Linked DNA regions of Homo sapiens: region 2 is linked to region 1. A link is a loop called in an ENCODE intact Hi-C map of the cell type or tissue named here. Cell type or tissue: heart left ventricle. All regions are shown on one strand.

What was found. Peaks named below come from ENCODE experiments on the same cell type or tissue, not always from the same donor. Only the 100,000 strongest peaks of a DNase experiment are listed, where the experiment ranks them.
Region 2: it touches region 1 in a loop (2.5-fold over the local background); 5 of 110 quality-filtered maps call a loop at or near these places.

Annotation. Positions count from the first base shown.
Region 1 is chr7:37,079,326-37,084,325 of GRCh38, reverse strand. The region is part of intron 15 of ELMO1 (engulfment and cell motility 1); the gene reads left to right. Among named protein-coding and RNA genes, the nearest start is that of ELMO1-AS1, 84 kb to the right of the region's middle. In heart left ventricle, no CTCF peak of the experiment used is centred here; a DNase peak (open chromatin) is centred at 2,675; H3K27ac peaks cover 1,306 bases.
Region 2 is chr7:36,990,192-36,995,191 of GRCh38, reverse strand. All of the region lies in intron 16 of ELMO1 (engulfment and cell motility 1), which reads left to right. Among named protein-coding and RNA genes, the nearest start is that of ELMO1-AS1, 5.1 kb to the left of the region's middle. In heart left ventricle, no CTCF peak of the experiment used is centred here; no DNase peak of the experiment used is centred here.

The DNA.
Region 1 (5,000 bases):
GTTCCAAAAATATTCTTCAGACATTGCTAAATTTTTAATAAACTTTGCATTTTACCCTGAAACCTCTCAAACAACATTCTTGTTTTCTTCTAAAATAAGTGAGAATGAGTTATACTAAAGGGCTCCTCTTCATCCCTCTCCCTCCCGCTCCTCCTCAGGGTAATTTGGTTGAGAAGGCCCACTGAGTCCAAATTTGAATTAGAAAATATCAACACTACAGTATGTTCCCCCAAGAGGAAAAAAATGATCTATTTTCAATCTTGTGTTTCAGAACACACAGCTGTGTGACTTCCTAATTTATTATATCCCCAACTGCCTCCAGACAGCTCTCAGCTTGCTGCTTTTTTTCTACCCACTCCCGCTCTATGGGAAATGGGTTCGACTTTAACCAGCACAGAGTTCAATCTCTGTTCTAGGCAGGACTCCAGTGAGGACTCCGAGAGGCCAGTAAACAGCACTTTTCCAAAGATGCCTCCTCCTCAGCAGGTGCTCCTATCCACCAGGACTTGATGGGAGCCAGGTCCCTTCAGATGGTGGCTGTAGGAAGCCAGGCTATCAGGGGCAGCTCCAGCTGGCAGGTCTTCTGGCTGCCTGTCTCTCTGGAGTGAGCTCGCTTTCTTCCTCCCAGAGAGGGCTTTCTGGCCTGTCTGCAGGGAGCAGGACACAGTTTTAGATCCCAGCAAACAAACCCAATGTGGCTTCCCTTAATTTGGCTTCCCAAGGGTTTTGGCCGCAAGAACAGATTGCAGCTGTGGCCTGAGCATCTTTAGAAGTGTGAATCACATTTTTTTTCCCTGAAGAAGCTATTTTGAGCTTTATAATTACATATTTCCATGTTTTTTTTTATAGAGTGAGTAAGGAGAATGACTTGCATTTTTTTAAATGGAAATCTGCTGGTTTCTTTGCTCTTCTGTCTTGTATAACTTAGTCCAGTGATTCCTGACTTGGCTGTGTATCAGATTCACTTTGGGGAGCTTCTGTGAAATGCAAATTCCTGCAGGGGAATCCAGAAATCAGCAAGCTTAATAGACTCTGCAGTTGATTCCTAGGCAGCCCGATGGCCCCCTCCCAAGTTTGGACCTACCCTTCCCTGGGAATTCAGATCATGGCTAAGTGGATATTACTCTGGGGTGGCAAGAGCCACTCACAGTGCCTAAGAGAGATTAAGCATTAGAAGACCTGGATTCTAGTTCTGGCTCCACTACCAAGCAGCTCTAGACAAGTGTCTCCTGTATGGTCCTCATGTTCCTAGGCGGGGAAATGCTGGGATTGTCCAGGTGGCCCCCAGCTCTAAAGCTACTGTGGTACTCCTTGTTATGTAACCAATATGCTGACTGTAACCACTACATTAGTTATACTTGAACTTTGTTGTCACCTGTTCTTGAGTGACATATGTATAACCTGAACTGACTATTCCATTTTGTACAAGAGAATTATGGAAATGCCCACAGGCCTTGTTATAAAGGGCTCCTGGGGAATAGGCAACCTCAAAGCACGGACCAAAGGACTTACCTCTCCCATGCAGGTGTGACGACTCTCAGCTTTTGGACAGAGAATTAAGCAAAATGGGCTTTTCTGTTTGTTTGTTTGTTTGTTTGTTTGTTTGAGACAGGGTCACCCGGGCTGGAGTGCAGTAACGCAGTCACAGCTCACTGCAACCTCTGCTTCCCAGGTTCAAGTGATCCTCCCATATCAGCCTCCCAAGTAGCTGGAACCACAGACACATGCCACTACACACAATTTTTACACAGACACACTACTCTACACTATACCAATTTTTTTTTGGTAGAGACAGGGTTTCACCATGTTACCCAGGCTGGTCTGGAACTCCTGGACTCGAGCAAGCTGACTGCTCTGGCCTCCCAAAGTGCTGGGATTACAGACATGAGCCACCGTACCTGGCTGTGAAATATGCTTTTCTCATTCTGCATGTTTTTCTCCTTTGAAATATCAACCATCAGAATCTTTTGAGAGGAGTTAAACATTAATTTTGCCAGAACAGATATAGGAAGTGGTAAAAAAAAAAATCCCTCTGTTTTCATCATTTTCTGCCCAACTGATTTCTCCCCCTCTATTTTCCCATGCAAGCATCCTCTGGGCTAGGTTTGGTGGCCACTCCATTATAATGCCAGTGCAGCTTTTGGGGACTGTGGCAGGTGCCTGGCCCATCTTTACGTGGAAACAGCGGTATCTAAATAAACCTGACACATGGAGGAAGAAATGAACCTAAATGCAAATGCTATTAACATTTCTGCAAGTCATACCTATCCCCAAGAAGCATAGCTCTCATGTTTCTTAGTCTTTTATTGGCAATTTAATTGTTTGAGAAATTGCTTTTTACCAGAGTCCGTAAGAATCCTACCAAAATGCACTGACTTATTTTCCCATCGACTTGCCCGGGTGAGAACTCAGCTTGCTGCTTTTCTGTGTCATTACCATCATCAGAAGAAACTTCAAATGTAAGGCCTCGCAGGGTTCATTGTTTTCATTATTTTTTTTGTTTTTGTTTTAGATCAAGAGTTTACCTTAATGCACATCGTATTAGTCCATTTTCATGCTGCTGATACCTGTGACTGGGTAATTTATAAAGAAAAAGAGGTTTAATGGACTCACAGTTCCACCTGTCTGGGGAGACCTCATAATCATGGCCCAAGGCAAAAGGCACGTCTTACCTGGCAGCAGGCCAAGAGGGAATGAGAGCCAAGTGAAAGGGGTTTCCCCTTGTCTCGTGAGACTTGCTTATTCACTACCATGAAAACAGTAAGGAGGAAATTGCTCCCGTGTTTCAGTTATCTCCCACTGGGTCCCTCCCACAACACATGGGAATGATGGAAGCTAAAATTCAAGATGAGATTTGGGTGGGGACACAGCCAAACCATATCACATATACTGTACCAAATTCTCCTAGGTGATTTTATTATAAAAATGAACTAATACGCATATTACTTTATATCCTGATTCTTTTCACTTAATGTGTTAGAGACATCTTTCAGAAAATATGTTCATTCAAAAGTTCATTCAAACTTTTAATAATTGCATAGTATTCCATTTTATAGATAGGGTCATTTTGTGGATATGGATATAAATAGTATTTCATTTTATGAAAGTATGTCTCCCATTGACAGGTATTTATATTGTTTGCAATTTTTTTTCTTATAAAGAGCACCGGGATGAACATTTGCTCAGTAAATACACTTAACATGTTAGCACTGGGGCTATAGCAGTGAAATAATCTGACTACTATCCATTCCCTTAAAGAGCATATATTTTAGTTGGAGAAAGGTAATAAACAGATAAAGAAGTATGTCATATGGTGAAAAATGGAGAAAAATGCAGCAGAAAAGGGAGGACTCATGAGATTGCCTCATTGAGATGGTGACATTGATCACAATTATGAATGAAGTGAGGAAGTGGGCCAAGATAGTGTCTGGAAAAGAGTTTTCCAGAAAGAGGGAACAGCCAATGTGAAGACCCTGAGGCAGGAGTGTTTGCCATGAGAAAGTAAGAACACAGAGGCCAGTGGGGCTGAAGCAGAGAGAACCAGGGAAAGATAGTATAAGAGTAGGCTAGAGGGTGGCCGGGCACAGTGACTCACACCTGCAATTCCAGCACTTTGAGAAGGTGAGGAAGGTGGATCACGAGGTCAGAAGTTCAAGACCAGCCTGGCCAACATAGTGAAATCCTGTCTCTACTAAAAATACAAAAAAAAAAAAAAAAAAAAAAAATTAGGCGTGGTGGCAGGCGCCTGTAGTCCCAGCTACTTGGGATGCTGAGGTGGGAGAATCGCTTGAATTCGGGAGGCAGAGATGGCAGTGAACTGAGATCACGCCGCTGCACTCCAGCCTGGGTGACACAGCAAGACTCTGTCTCAAAAAAAAAAAAAAAAAAAGTGGGATGGTGGGTGAGAGATTCTTCAGGTGCTTGTAGGCCCTTGTAACCAATTTGGCTTTTACTCTACGTAGAAAGAGAAGCCGTTGGGCAGATTGAGCATACATGTGACATTATGTGATTTATAATTTCAAAGAATTGTGTGGCTCATGTATTGAGATTAGACTGTGGGAGAGCAAGTTAATATACCCCACTACAATAAGCAAGTTGAGAGATGATGGTGTCCTGAACCAGAGTGTTAGCAGTGGCAGTACTGTAAAAAGGTTGGATTCAGGATTTATGTTAAAGGTAGAGCCAACAGGATTTTCCTGGATGATTGGATGTGGAGTGGGGAATAAGAGGAGTGAAGGATGGATGACTAGAAGCAGGGAGTCATCACTGAAATTGATGGAGGGGCATAGAAGATTAGGAGTTCTGTTTTGTTTGTGTTAATTTTGAGATGCTGTTTAGACATCTAATTGGAGATGTTGATTTCATAGTTGGATATATGTGTCTGGAGTTTAGGGGATGATTTTGAATTGGAGATGTAACTTTGAGCATCAACAGTATATAGATAATAGTTAAAGCTATGAGACTGAATGAAAGCATTGAAGAGGCCCTAGAATTGATGCCTAGAGCACCCCAAGATTTAGAGGCTGGGGAGAAGAGGAGGCTGGGGAAGGAGTTGAGTGGGGCTCCCAGGGGCATAGGAAGAAACTCAAGAGAAAGTTCAATTCAAGGTGAAGGAGAGATTGCAGTGTCATATGCTGCAGGTGATGGGGTTAAATGAGGACTGAGAACTGACCATTGATTTTTAGTAAGGTGGAGGTCAGGGTGACCTGAACAAGAGTGATTTCACCGGAGTGGGGGAGGAGAGAGCCCAACTAGATGGGTTAAGAGCAAGTAGGGGCAGAGGCAATGGGACTATTAGTAGAGATGCATGCTGCTCAGTGTGGGCCACTGATGGCTGTGAGGAGATAGTGAAGAGGAGGCTTTTAGAAACATTTACACCATTTGACATCACCACAGCCTTCAAGCCCATGATCCTTTTTCTAGTGGTTAATTTTCATTATACTTTTTCAAGAGTGTCTGTTTCTAATCAACAAGTTAGACATTGAAAACAAACTGGTTTT
Region 2 (5,000 bases), 89 kb after region 1:
GGGTTGTGGGTTTGAAAGAAAAATGGTTTCTTCTGCATAGTGTGATTAATTATATTTTTCTTTTTTACTATGTCTTTAATGTTCCCCATCTTTGCTACCTAACATGTATTATCTTACAATCATTTTTTTAAAGAAACACTTTAAATTTTGTGGGTGTGGAACTGGCACCAAGCTCCAGGTGTGGTCTGAGCAGTGGTGTCAGTCTAGGAGGAATTTCTTTATCTTGACATTCCATGTTATAACTTCAGGCTAAGTTTGTTTATTCTTCCTTGAAATAGAGCCTGGGTTTGGGCCAGCTTTGCCAGCCCAGCTAGTGCCCAGCATCTTAGCCTGAAGTTGATTGGTACTGAGATCAAAAGCCCTTCAGGCTTGATTCAAGAAAGACTCATTAACTGGAAGGAAGTTCTAAGCAGATGTGATACACTTAAGAAAGTAAGCCACATTGCAGACAGAGCTGGACCCAGCACCTAGAATGCTTGTAAAATGGATTTCTGAAAGGGGTAGTGTTCAGGAGTGCTTCTACACAGAGCACCCTAGTCCCTCTCAGACTGAGATTGCAGGAGTGGGAGGAGGAAGGAATGGGAGACAACAGGGGATGAGTCATTGAGATGTTTTCAGATATCCTCATCCCCATGGCTGTACCTACGATGCTGGATAGAATGACAGAAGTACTCAGAAGAAGGCTTGTATAACCTCTCTAAGTTTAAGGTTTGCAGTAGGATTTTGTCTTCTTGGCTAAGTTAACAGATACATCTAGAGATGGTATTCCTGGTGTTGTATTAGTAAAACCAGCCCTAGAGGGTTCCCAGTATTGGTGAGAGCTGTGAAAAGAGCTAAGTGTGCAATAGCCATAGCACATATATTGTATGGAAAGAATGCAAAGGAAAAATTACATAGAGGAAGAACTTTATTTAAGGGAGCATCATATGAATAGAAGCTCTCCAGGTGAGCAGAATAGAGTCTGCTTGGAAAAGATATTAAATATAATGAAATTCATGAACAGAAAATGTAATAAATGGAACTTTATTGTTTTCAAGACATTAAGGCTGTATTCTTGGGTTCCCAAGACTTGAAGGAAACACAGGGCGACATGTTAAATTGCATTATCTCAGGCACTTCCTAAATATTACTTGAATAAATGCACCAACTCCTCACTTCCCACTGGGATTTTTTTGTGTGTGAAATATGTTTTCTCAGTGTATGTTCAGAATAGCTGAGAGGTCCAACACAATAGACTCTCACAAAACATAAGCAAGAGCACTTATTCAAGGTTCAGTGTATGTGATTGTTTCAAAGATTTGCTTCGTCGTTCTCATGCTTTTCATTGTGTGGAGAGAATTGTAGGCAATGCATTTTGGAAACCATGTTCTAAATTTAGCTTGAGATGACTTGGTGGGGGTAGGGATACATTTTTCCATTGTATATACATGGATTGGTTATTGCCCTTCAGGGCCAATTTTTATTTTTAATATCAAATTAACTCTTTTCTGCAATTAGTAGCTTCAAGTTGCAGGCAAGTACTGGACAATAAAATAAAATTATATTTTTTTCTAAATTTAATTTCTCCACAAATTATGTTATAGAGCTTATTCTTGATGAAGATTGAGAATAGCCTGTCAAATATCATTTGCTTAGGGGTCATGGTTCACATTTCAAAGCTTCCTTTGATTGGAAGTATTCATAGATAGAGAACAGTTTGAAGCGATCTGGCTCTTACATGCTGTTGCTATTGAAAGATGGGTTTAAGAACAGCAATCCTGTTTTTGTGATGGCAGTGCTGGTTCACTAAGACTAGGCACACACTTAGTTGGTTTGTTTAGAGAGGTTATGTGTTGTTGCTGATATTCATTGTGTGACTGGTTTCTGATAAAGCCAACTTACTACCAAGATCCAAAGTTAAAACAACTGGGTTTAAACAGGACTCACCCTAGAATTTCATATGGTGACTCATTGGGCCTATGGGTACCCTCCCCCTGTGGTTCCATATCTGGCTCTGTACAGACCTCTTGGATCCCCCTTTAAGCTTCTCTGCTTTGTCCACCCCCTTCAGAACATGACCTCCCTGGAATTGACTGCCTTCATCTCTAGTTTCTTCTTCTTCTTCCTTGCTTGCCAGGGTAAGCTGAGTCTGCTTGTGTTCTTGACCTTGTTGGTTTCTGTCTTGCTCATCAGACCCTATATTCTTCCCCGCATCCCTGATGCACTCTTTTCTGATGTAGTGTAATCCCTGTTGTCACAGGAGACCGGAATGCATAGGTTATCTGTGAGCCTTTTCATTTGATAAAATACCTGTGAATGTGTGAGAAGAAAAAGCAGAAAAAGTAAGGGCATGAAATGTCTAACCATTTGAAAAAACATGGTGAGCCGTGGGTTTAATCTCTACACACTGCAATGAAATTTGTCCTCTAATGAGAATATCAGAAACTAGTTTTTTTCTCAAAAGGTAGAATTATTTGCATGTGAAATGGGTGTGTTTTGGAATTGGAAGAGGTTTACTTATTCATTAGATCTGAAAACCAAGGAGGATGTGATGAAGCTTTCCTTTTCCGATGGTGAAGAAGCTGTTTCTCATTTTGCACCATCTAAAGGATATCCTACCATTGGCCCAGTCGCTTTTTGTCACCATATTGCCAGTGGATGCGCTTGGCAAGACTCAGCTGAGAATTTTGGCATTTTCATTTTTCCTTCTGGCTTGATTTTTCATCAGCCTGCAATTCTGGAGTTCATTTCCATGGTATATTTGGAAAATTCAAATTGGCAAGTGATAAACACAGAATTTCACCAACTATCCCTTTGAAGGCTTTCAGCATGATCAGAGATGCATCATGTTGGCCCTTGTTCTTCAGGCCCATGCTCTTCTGGGTCAGCCCATTCACTTATTAGGTCTGTGATGCCCCAAGAACTTCCAGACCTTGACTCTCCAGTCCTGTGAATGCAAATCATGGTCACTTCTCCAAGCCTGGTGCTCTGGAAGAGGCAGGAAGAAATGCATGGGTTGGGGATCTGTTTATAGATGGGTATGCATTTTGTGGATCCTGGTGTTATTTCTTACTGTTCGTAGGTATCACTTACATGTTAGGCATTTTGTGGGTAATAAAAAATAGCAAAGCCCAGGGAAATAAAATTCATATTAATGACTCATATTTTATAACTCAGCCTTAGGATGCTTGGGAATAATCCCACCTGCTCCAGCTGCTTGCTTGGGGAGCTGTGAGGCCACAGTGGGGCGTGCTGCTCAGGGTGCTCCACAGATGGACACCTGAGTTTGAATCCTGAGTGTCCCACTTTACTAGATGGCAACTGGAGACATGTTATCTGAATGTCTTGAGCCTTCGTTTCTCCATTTGGAAATGGGGCCTTTTATAGCATAGGCCCATGGTAAGCACTGCATCTGCATTTTTTGTTACTCTCCTAAGCTTCCACAGATGTCCAGGCTTATCACAGAGAGCTCAGCATCCTGGGATCAAAAGATAAAGTGACAGTGTGACAGGGTTTGCACATTCTGCTCAGGATCATCTCTCCATGAAAATGAGGAAAAGAGATGCAGGTGCCTACGTATGGGAATGTTTCCATGGAATATTATTGATATCTCCCTTTGAGGATAAAAAGAGCTGTAAAAAGGTCTTCTGACTATGTTCAGTTCAGGTTTTGCATATGTTTTGGTCTTAAAAATGCACCATGTAAAATGATTAGAGATAACTGTATACTGGTCAGCCCAAATACTAGAGAAATATCTCTCCAAAGTCTCTTGAATGAAATAAAGTAGTTTCACTGAGCCAGTAGTGGCTACACCTCTGACCCATTGGGGAAGAGTCCCCACTTCTGATCTCACATCCTTGGGAGATATGGTCTGATTCAGTCTGCACTGGGCCTGTTGCTGTTATGGAAACGATATCAGTGTGTTTTATGTGTGTGGGCTCATGCATGTGCACGTGTGTGTATGAGGGCATTCCATAAGAGGGCTGAGATGTAGGTGGAGAAGAGCCTACTGCATATACACCCTAACTGTTTGGAATTTTCATGAGGCTAAGTACCCTGATGACCTCCCTCATAAGAATGAATTAATCAAACAAAACTGGTTGCAGCGTAGCCATGTCGTAAACTGTAGAGACCATTACCATCACCTTCATTGCCAGCAAAGAACATGAATCCTAATGAAATGGATACTCAGTGGAAGCATCCAGTTTGGGACCAGGAGCTGGAAAATGAAAGGAATGGGTATAAGTGCCACCTCTCTTAGTGCCCGGTAAATGGAATCCCTTCATCTGCCTTTTAAAGGCTCAATATAAATGGTGCTCATTTCAGTTAAGACCTATAGGTGAACTAAGGAGAATTTGGACAGCCAGTTTAGAAATTATTCTATAATAGTCACCATATTTTTTATTCAAAAATACATGTATACCGCCTAACATTCTTTTTTGATTTGTGGATTTATTTAAAAAGTATTACAAAGGTATAAGAATTACATCAGATTTAGTAATAATACATTTAATAAATCATGCTTATGGAAAGGAATAAAATTTCATGAGATTGAATCTGCCCCAAGACAATATGGGATAAATGGTACTGACAGTGCCTGCTCCAAGCAGAACAAAGAGTACAGGTTGAACGTGTGAGCGAAATAGAAAGGGATTTCTTATGACCTTTATTCAGATGCCCAGCAGTGATTCCCACCCCACCCCCTGAATTTTCTGAGTATTTGATACTGTGATTCCCTTCTCCTTTTGTGGACAGCACATAGTAAATCTGAATGTGTTCAGAAGCTGGATGATAGGCTACCTATCATCCATGTGGAGCCTGTGGAGTACAAGTCCATTAGGTGTATGCAGAACAACTTCATGCCAGTTCTTGGGAACTTGACAAGCAGTCATCCAAATATGATGCTAACAAAATCTAGGTTTCCCTCTTTTTGAGGCTCACCAGCAGCTCTGTAAGCTTTATGTACTTTTTTCATCACAGTCTAGAAGGCGAAAAAATCGCCAGAAAGTCCAGGTTAACTA